2 separate regions of the Homo sapiens genome follow, and region 2 is linked to region 1. The links are chromatin loops, found by intact Hi-C in ENCODE. Cell type or tissue: endothelial cell of umbilical vein. All regions are shown on one strand.

Region 1 (5,000 bases):
ACAACCAAATTCATCCTTTGATGAACCTGTAAGATGTGTGTGTGTATACACTCATATACATACACATGTCACAAGGCACATTTGTAGACATTTCATTACTTGCTAAAAAGTCTCCAAATTTACTCGAATTTTTGCCAACTTGAGTTAATTTTTCTTCATAGAACCAAATAAATAAATACATTTCTTACAATATGAATAATATATTAAAAGAATATTCTTAAAATTTACAAAACATCAAATTTTGAAATAAAATTTGGAAGCAGTTTGTTCAACCTACTGAATTAAACGAAATCCTGTAAATTACAGTATTTAAATGTAAAGTATGGGCTTATGAATGAGAATTTAATCTTATTTTAGGACATTCCTAAACATTTCTATATAGCAGAGTCAGATTTTTGGAGTAAAATAATAGCCATATAGCAAATAACTTTGCATTTTATTTCACAGTTACTGATGATGTTAATACATTAATATAACTTGTAAAAAGATCCATATTTGAAATTTTCACAATTCAGTTATAAGAAAAAACAGTTTATATCTCCTGACAAATTTATAAAATTAATTTTAACATCCATAGAGAACTACCTAATATATTCTGTTGCACCTTTTGCCTTGACTACTGGGAAGCTCAGAATTGCATTCACTGTCATTTACAGTAACTATATTATATTATGTTGGGTTTCTTTCTTTCTTTTTTCTTTTCTTTTTTTTTTTTTGAGTTGGAATCTCGCTCTGTTGCCAGGCTGGAGTGCAATGGCATGGTCTCAGCTCACTGCAATCTCTGCCTCCTGGGTTCGAGCAATTCTCCTGCCTCAGCCTCCCAAGCAGCTGGGATTACAGGCACGCGCCAACACACCCGGCTAATTTTTGTATTTTTAGTAGAGATGGAGTTTCACCGTGTTGGCCAAGCCAGTCTTGAACTCCTGATCTCGTGATCCGCCCACCTTGGCCTACCAAAGTGCTGGGATTACAGGCGTGAGCCACCGTGCCCGGCATTATGTTGGGTTTCTAATGTGTCAAACTAAAGCTGGCATATTTCACTTTTTTCTTTGAGTGTTTTTGTTTCCATTTCAAAAATCTAACTATACAAATAGTTGCCTTAGCAAGGAAACTCAGGGACATACAAAAGGTACAACCTATTTAAAATATATACTCCCATAGTAAGGGAGATTTTTATACAATATATTCCTTTTCTACATCTCAAGGCAGAACATTTTAAAATTTCTAGCTTTGAAGAACACATGTTAATTCACAAGTTAGGTGGCCATGCTAATGTAGAAAATGAACTTATCTTTGCATTTATGGAATGTCACTCTAAAATACAGTCATAGGTATAAGTAACTATTTATCGTTTTCAAAATGCAATTTGGTAAGGATTAAATGGAAATGACGTTTCTGAAGAGTAATATTTCCTCTGTGGAGTAAGTTGGAAAGGAAGAATGAACATGCTTTCTTAAAGTGCTTTCTTTTGCCAAACTGCTTATGCTCTTTCCCTCAATTACTTATGGTCCTGATTCTGATTAATAGACTCCTGCTTTTTTAAACACTCTAGTGAAGTTTTAGTCTTGATGTTTACATTTTAGTGTTAAACACTAATGGTGAATAGCCATGGCCAAATGAGGATACTCTTAGGAGCTCCGTGAAACAACAGATTCCATCAGCTTTCTAGAAGATTTCTTATCTAAATAGAAACCATCTTTCTGGGTAAGGAAAACATTAAAGTGAAGACACAGAACTTTTAAACATACTATTTCCGATTAGAGACTATTAAAAATGAAATGCCCTTGATGTTAAAAAAAAAAAAAAAACTATCTAAGTATTAGCCAGAAATAAGTGTGTGCTTTGAATTAGACAAAATCGCTCAAGTCATCTGTGTATTGTCTAACTTCCTACCAAGGGAACAGCCAAAATTTGAATGGCTGCTGGGTAAGAAGGAGAGCACATTATCTTAGTGATGGAAGGTAGACAAGTCGTCTCTGCCTCGGGTCGAATGAAGTTAGTGTGCATGGTCTATTGGTATGTTACTGTTGTTTTTGGTTCTAAATGCTAGGACAGGGTAAGACTGAATAACTGGGCAGGGATCTTAACCTCTGCAGTGTTTGTCCAGCACTCTCCCTTGAGGTGTCAGATGATGACTAATGGTTACCGAAAAGCAGTGTGGGCCAAGACCTTGCTGACATTTGTTTCCTGCTACTGTTTTTGGAATCTGCTTTAATCCTTTTCAAAGTTTATTCTGAAGGTAGTTGTCATTAATTTCATACCTTAGCTTTGCCAGCATCCCATGACTATGGTAGTAGTCATTACTTTAACATCTCAAGAATCTAGTTCATGTCAGATTTTGAAAAATAAATAAATAGAAATCCAATGTTTCTCTATGTGAGTACAGAACTCTACTCCTCTTATACATGACCTCTGTATTGGTGAGCACAATCTAACTTGTGAGGTTGCCAATAATAAAAATTGCATTTGTCATATAGGTTGTATGTTTTATATAGTTGGCAAAGCATTTTATAATATTAGTAATAAAAATAAGAGAAATAAAAATGGCCATTTATTGAGTTTGTCTGCCCAAGAGGACAGCTTCAAAAAGCTAGATGAGCCCTTACCTCTACTTCAGGACCAGCGCAGAAAGTGGCTGGTAATTATTGACAAGGGTACGTTATGATACAAACGATAATTTATTTGTTTATTTATTTCGAGACGGAGTCTCGCTCTGTCGCCCAGGCTGGAGTGCAGTGGCGGGATCTCGGCTCACTGCAAGCTCCGCCTCCCGGGTTCACGCCATTCTCCTGCCTCAGCCTCCCGAGTAGCTGGGACTACAGGCGCCCGCCTCCACGCCCGGCTAATTTTTTGTATTTTTAGTAGAGACGGGGTTTCACCGTCTTAGCCGGGATGGTCTCGATCTCCTGACCTTGTGATCCGCCCGCCTCGGCCTCCCAAAGTGCTGGGATTACAGGTGTGAGCCACCGCGCCTGGCCACGAACAATAATTTATAGCACCAAGTCAAAACTTGTCCAGGGACAGAGTTCCCCTTAATGAACTTTAGGATACAAAAACAAATTTTGTTGTGATAACACTTGACTCATATTTTGCCTGGTTTTCATTATAATAAAGGGGGAAAAACGTTGTCTTTCCCGAGTGACTCAATTAAAAAAAAAATTTTAGCTGGCCATCAATTTACTACAGCTAAAAGTCAGCTTCCTAATTGTTCACTACCACAGTTATGTCTCTACAACCAATAGCAGCCAGATCACATTTTTTCCTCAAACTGTATGTCACAATCATTTGAATTTGTCACAAATCACTTGTCACAAATCATTTGTCAAAAATCATATGTCACAAATCATTTGAATTTGTCAATTATGATAGCAAAATGGCAATTAACTATGGATTTCTGTTTCTAAGATAGCTTTTTGAAAATCAGCAGTGAAATAGCTTAATGCAAGCCTGGGAATGATTTTTCTGATCTTGAGAATATGAAAAAAAATTTCAAAAGTTTGTTGCTGTGTCTGCAACATTGTTTTGTGAAATGACAAAGCCTCAGACATCAAATGCTTGTCACAAGCACTGGGAATCAAAGTATGGGTTTATTTAGTGTTTCTCCTGTAAGTCCACATGTTTCCTGAGTAGACTGCATGGGGGCATATAGATCAGGGAGAAGAAGTAATCATTTGGGCCCTGGCCTGTTTTAAATTGTAACAATGCTAGGATAACACTGAAAATAGCTTGGCAAATTTGATTATTTGAGGAGGCTTTTAGGGTTTAGTGAATGTACAAATAAATTCTGTCATTATAATTTCCAACATGCTTGGTCTCCCTTCCATTTTGTGTTTATGAAACAAACTTAACATTCCACTCAAATCGCTTTACTGTGAGCAATGCAAGAAAAGCAAACAAGTAAATCAAAAGCCTTTCCACTTGTACCTTTTTGGTATAAATACGCCACGTTCTTCTGTGAAATATAAACTCTTGCTTTTATAGGAGTGGGAAGATTTACTTCAAAAGTTATTTCCAAACACTCATTTCAGCTCATGCAAAGGAATGCATCGTGGCTGCAAGCCAAGGGGAATTTTATTCCAAAGACCCCTCCTGGAGGAATCTTTAAGAGGAGACTAAGGTCTCTGCAGGTATGTCACCCATCAAGCTCACTAATGGGTACTCCTAACCTGACAGGCCACATGCTCTTACTAAAGAGATGGTTTTCATGATAGAGTTCTTTCATTTCAATGTTTCATACATTCCTCTGGCATCACACCTGCACTTTTATAAGTATCCAGCCACAGCAATAACCTTCAGGCTGTACAGTATATGAAATATCCCTACCATATATCCAGGTTAAATATAAACTCAAACATTTTCTTTGTACCTCAGCCAAGAGACTATATTAGAAAGAAAGTTCTAGTCCATGTAAATTCTAGAGAAAGCTAAAGTTTGGGAGAGATCTACTTACTGACTAAACATATCGAGTAGCATCAGTCCTGTTATTTTTGTGGCACTTGCATTGATCTTATAAATACTAATTGCAATTAAGTCTATAGAAGACTAGGGCTGGATAGACTATTTATATCATATAGTCCCACTGTTTCATTTTACAGGTGGATAAAGAACCTGCCTAGAATATTAGCAGCAGAAGTATAATTAGAAGCTACCTCTTCGATTAAAACAAACATTCACAAATAGACACTTGGGATTTTAGTCACCACTATTTCAAAGTAGAGGTGAGTTTGTGCATGTCTTGTTTATGTAACAGGTTTGCTGGTCACTTCAGTCATAGAACTGTGATAGATGACAAGTGTCTGAGGATACAAAATAAATGTGACAGGATCCTAATCTTTTAGTAAATATAGCCCAGTTAGGACAAGAAGACATACACAGACTATTGATATCAAGAACTGGGAATTTACAAGCTTTTAGGGCAGAGTGGGTGGGTGGCAGGCAATATAATGCTGTAAAAATTAGGAGAAATGTGAAATCACAGTAACCTGGAAGGTTCAGGAAAG
Region 2 (5,000 bases), 320 kb before region 1:
TGCAGTTCCCAAACATGGCCAAGATGATTTCATCCTCTGCTCTTTTGTCGGAAACTCGGTCTCCTCTTTATACTTGAACATGAAGTCATTGCAGTAGCCTGCCAATCCTACCCTCTCCTCACTACTTCAGAATTTATAGAATCTCTGTCTTGCATGACCTGGAATAACAACAACTCAGCACCTGCTCTCAAAGTGTTAAAGTGCCCAATGTTCTCACCAGAAGGAAATTTGCAGCATTCAGACATGTCACCTAGGATGAAAAATAGATTCAGTAAGGTTTTACATTCAAAGTTCAAAACTAACAAGGTTTGATTACACCCTGGACATCTGCAGCTTCAGCAACTGCAGGAAAGCAGTTGGTAAAATATCATTATGACGGTAATACAAGGTGTGAGTGGGTAAGAGAAAACCCACAGCATGATGTGGATTTTCTGTACAAATATAACAACACCTTAAGATTACAGAGATTACTCAAAAGAAATACTTTCCTTTCATTCTTTATTCTTTAATTCAGTAATTCAACATTTATTTGGTACCTATGGTATGTAAGACACTTTTCTAGGTACCAGAAATATGAAGCTGAATAAGATACATTCTTCAAAACCTAGTTCTTTAAAACCTAACATCCTATAGGGAAGAGTGATAGTTAATCATCATACACATTATAAATGCTGTGGTGGACATCTGAACAGAGAGTTTTGAGGGTTAAAGAATTCAAATAGTGATCAACTCCACTTTACAAAGTCAAAAAAGATAACAGAGGGAATTTCAGAACAGGAGAATTGCATGTAAGTATGCGTAAAAGTATGAATAAGACTGTGTTCTGAGAATTTTGAGTAGTTTAGTGTACCTGAAGGTTAAGGGCAGGAAGTGAGAGTAGATTAGAGCAAAAGAGAAATATGATGCCTATTAGTGATGTCAAGGGATATAGAATTGATCTATGCATTTCTTATGTTTTCTTTCTTTCTTTTTTTTTTTTTTTTGAGATGAATTTCACTCTTGTTGCTCAGCCTGGAGGGCAGTGGTGCAATCTCGGCTCACTGCAACCTCCGCCTCCCGAGTTCAAGCGATTCTCATGCCTCAGCCTCCCGAGTAGCTGAGATTACAGGCATACGTTACCAAGCCCAGCTAATTTTTTATATTTTTAGTAGAAATGGGGTTTCTCCATGTTGGTCAGGCTGGTCTTGGACTCCTGACCTCAGATGATCCACCCGCCTTAGCCTCCCAGAGTGTTGGGATTACAGGTGTGAACTACCGTGCCTGGCCAAGGATATACTTATATATTATTTGTGTAATAGATATAATCAAACAAATACATATAGAGTAGAATAGTTTAGAAAAGAAGTGAAAGAGCAAAAGGAAGACTACAAAGTATGGCAGACCCTAGACAAACCATAAATGAGAATAGACAAATAGAATGTGGTGGAAATTCTGACTTTTTCTAAACGAATATGAGAGTATTCTAAATGTAACCAAAGACAGAAATCAGTGAGTAGATTACCATAATACCAAAAGTACTTCAAAAAGGAGGAGATTGCAAGGTGGTGGCAGGAGATGGCATGGGGAGGATGCTAAGGGGCTTGGTTGGGTTAGAGTTGATAAAGGCAGAGTCAAATGGACTGGAGAGGTTTTTGTCTCTTCTTAGGTTGATGTTTCTCCCTTTGCCCTGCATTGCAGGTTGTTTCTTCCTCTGCCTCACTTAGTTTTGGATAAGTCCAGTATTTTCCTTTTTTCATCCTCAGTGTTACTCTTCTTTCACTTCTCCTGCCTTTATTCTTTTCACCCTAGCTTCTTTTGTTCTCTAAGGCCCAGTCAAGATGAAGCTTCCCGCAGCCAGCTTCTGTAGCACTTACTTTAAACCTCTCTCATAACATATGGTTTCCTGTGAACTCCATCAAGGCATAAAAGGTTTTAACTCTATATTTCCCAAACTGGTTTGTGTAGCAAGTCTTCAATACATGTGTGTTCAATGGAAGAAAGGAGGAAGAATAGGAAAAAGAAAAGAAAGCTTTTTCTCTCACAGCTGATTTTTCTATAGAATTAGAAATTTGATAGCAATATTGATATTAAATTTGAAAGCATTATTTTATAGCAATAACGCAATTGTATCTTTCCAGTCATCTTACCCCAGACATGTAGGATGTGAATCAGAGGTAATATATTTCTCCTTCTTAAAACAACAACTCCGAGACAATATGAGCTTTTTAAAAGAAGGGAACTATCTGAGAAACAAATGAACAAAGAGAAGGGGGATAAAATGGTGAGAAGAGTACTGCTTTGCTCTGGGAATCAGAAAACCCTACATTTCTGCCTTGACTTTGCACTAAGTAGCTGTCTTGAGTACTGCACTTCATATTTCTGAGTCACAGTTTCTTCTCTTGTAAAATGAGGAGTTTGGCTCAAAGTTCTCCAAATTGTTTGATTATGTGGCAGAAAGTAAAGAAGAAGAGAGTGCAGAGCTGTGACTCGTCATTTCCGGAGGGAAAGGAAAGCACAGAGGAATGTGTACTCTTGGTGTCCAGGTTCAGGCCTCCATCCTGATCACTAATTTTTGAGTTTGTCCCTTGAACTTTTACCTGTTTTCTTTTTATGAGACAAAACTTATATTTTAGATTCTGTCTTTGCAGTTTCTCCTCCTTCATACTGAAGCTGGCAATAGAAGACAGTGAGTGAGTAAGAAGTGTCTTAAACAAGAATGGCTGGAAACAGAGCTCTCTCCCAGGCAGGGTGGTAATGCCAGCAATTCAAAGAAACTAAGATGTGGCATCACAGGATGTCTCCAGTTTTTGGGGATCATGGACCCTCATATCTTGGCTTTCAAAAAGTGAATGGTAGGTGGCTGTTGACTGAGGCTTTCTTAGAAACATAATTTCATGAACTACTGGAAAGAGACAGGAACTTAGAGTCTACCCAGTGGAAAAAGAATAAATAAATAAATAAATAAATAATGCCCAAGAGCTTAAAAAAATGATAGCAAAGTTTACAAACTTGCCAGATAAGGGAACATACCACCAGTAAAATAATTCACTGAGAACTTTACTCAGGGGGTGGGGGGCAGGGGCAGGGTTTTTTTTTTTTTTTTTGAGACAGAGTCTTACTCTGTCAGCCATGCTGGAGTGCAGTGGCACAATCTCAGCTCACTGCAACCTCTGCCACCCAGGTTCAAGCGATTCTCCTGCCTCAGCCTCCCGAGTAGCTGGGATGACAGGCACCTGCCACCACGCCCAGCTAATTTTTGTATTTTTAGTAGAGACGGGGTTTCTCCATATTGGTCAGGCTGGTCTTGAACTCCTGACCTTGTGATCTACCTGTCTCAGCCTCCCCAAGTACTGGGATTACAGGTGTGAGCCACCGCGCCTGGCCAAGGGTCAGGGTTTTTAATGCTAGGAAGAGGAGGTCCTTGGTGGTTGGGTGAATGAAGGATTGAAAATTAGCACTCTAGATAAGGGAGAAGTGGTCTACAGATCTGTACACAGTTGGGCAAAATGAGCTCCATTGTCTTCAGTTAGGTTCAATAGAGTCTGGAGTACCCAGATCATTCAAGTCCATGGTCAAATCAGCTCCACTTGATTTGACTCAGTTATGATGAAACGGTACATAGTTTTGCTATTTTCTAGGTGAGTTTTCACATAAATGCAAAGTTTTCTTTTAATACAATCCAATCCCATCATTTTAGAGATGGGAAAACCAAGACAAGAAATGGAAAAACACTTGCCTAGTTTGAATGATTCCACATTTGTGTCAGAAATCAGCATTATTTTATCTTTGATGCTTGCCTGTTACTTGAGCTTGATAACTTTACAGCCCTGCCTCAGTTGAAGTCTTACCTCCTTTGTAAAAGGGGAACCTAGTTTGTAGTCTCCTTTTGTAATTTCAAGGGAATATAGAATTGCAAATAAAAATGAAGTGGGCTGCTACAAAAAACAGTGAGACTCCGAATTATCTAGGTTACTTAAAGAATAGCAAGACAACCACGTAGTAGGGCCACTAGAGGGAAATATCAAGCTTCAAATGGGCGACTGGACAATGTGCCCTTTAAAGTGACTTCTAATTCTAATGTACAATGGTAGAGGAACCATGAGTATTGTATCGTTACCCTCACTGTCTTCTCTTCTACCATAAACATCTTGAGAGAAGAAATAATGTCTTATTTACAGTTCCCTGAAATGTAGCAGGTGTCCAATAATACCTGTTAAATAACAGAATGAACATAAAAACTGTGAAGCAAACAGTTGGAGATCCTTTGGAAGGACATCTGTCAAGACTAGACTATGTTATGGCTCTTTATTTCCCTTTCATTTCAAAGAAGCTCTCAAAGTAATGTGATCTGAAAGAAAAAAAAAAAACAGCTAGCAACTTGCTCATCTATTACAGCTTTGTAATTCTGTTAGAGGAGAAGTGAAGCAATGGTTATATTAAAAAGCCCAGAAATAAGCTTCAATACTTGGCTCCTTCAAAGGATTTTGGGGTTGGGGGATTGAGTTTAAAGAAATTGGTTCTGAGGAAAATGCACTAAAATTAAAATCTTCAAGTTATAAAATGCCTTAGAGATAATATTGTCTTCCTCCATTTTAGAAATGAATAACTCGAGATGTCCAGGTGAAATACAATTTAACTAAAGTCTCCACATTTCTAGGTCTTACAAATTCAGAAATGTTAGCAGTGAATATGAGTACAGGATATAATCCTTCCTAAGATAAGAAAGATTTATACCCTTCTTTAGTGCCTGGGGAAAGCTCCTTGATTATAAACAGACAGTTGGTTGCTGAAGAGGATGCAGTTCACACACACTTCTGACACTGAGCTTATTCACTACAATACCTCTGTGTCCTAGAAACAGCTGTTTCATCTCCTCTGGCTCTGAGGCTACTTCCTGACCTATCGTCTCTCAAAATCCACCTGAGTTCTTATCACTGTACCCTTTTGCTAGTAAAGATGTGGCTACTGATAGGGGTCAATGCTGCAGGGGTTTATGGCCAGAAAGATTGGTAAGGGAGCTG

The links. Hi-C counts contacts between places; a loop is a spot of excess contacts. Peaks named below come from ENCODE experiments on the same cell type or tissue, not always from the same donor. Only the 100,000 strongest peaks of a DNase experiment are listed, where the experiment ranks them.
Region 2: a loop joins it to region 1, with 4 times the contacts of the local background. A loop is called at or near these places in 1 of 110 quality-filtered maps.

What each region holds. Positions count from the first base shown.
Region 1 is chr3:190,001,704-190,006,703 of GRCh38, forward strand. All of the region lies in intron 1 of P3H2 (prolyl 3-hydroxylase 2), which reads right to left. Among named protein-coding and RNA genes, the nearest start is that of P3H2, 120 kb to the right of the region's middle. In endothelial cell of umbilical vein, no CTCF peak of the experiment used is centred here; DNase peaks (open chromatin) are centred at 1,568 and 2,178; H3K27ac peaks cover 1,900 bases.
Region 2 is chr3:189,683,666-189,688,665 of GRCh38, forward strand. All of the region lies in intron 1 of TP63 (tumor protein p63), which reads left to right. Among named protein-coding and RNA genes, the nearest start is that of TP63, 55 kb to the left of the region's middle. In endothelial cell of umbilical vein, no CTCF peak of the experiment used is centred here; a DNase peak (open chromatin) is centred at 2,286; H3K27ac peaks cover 2,335 bases.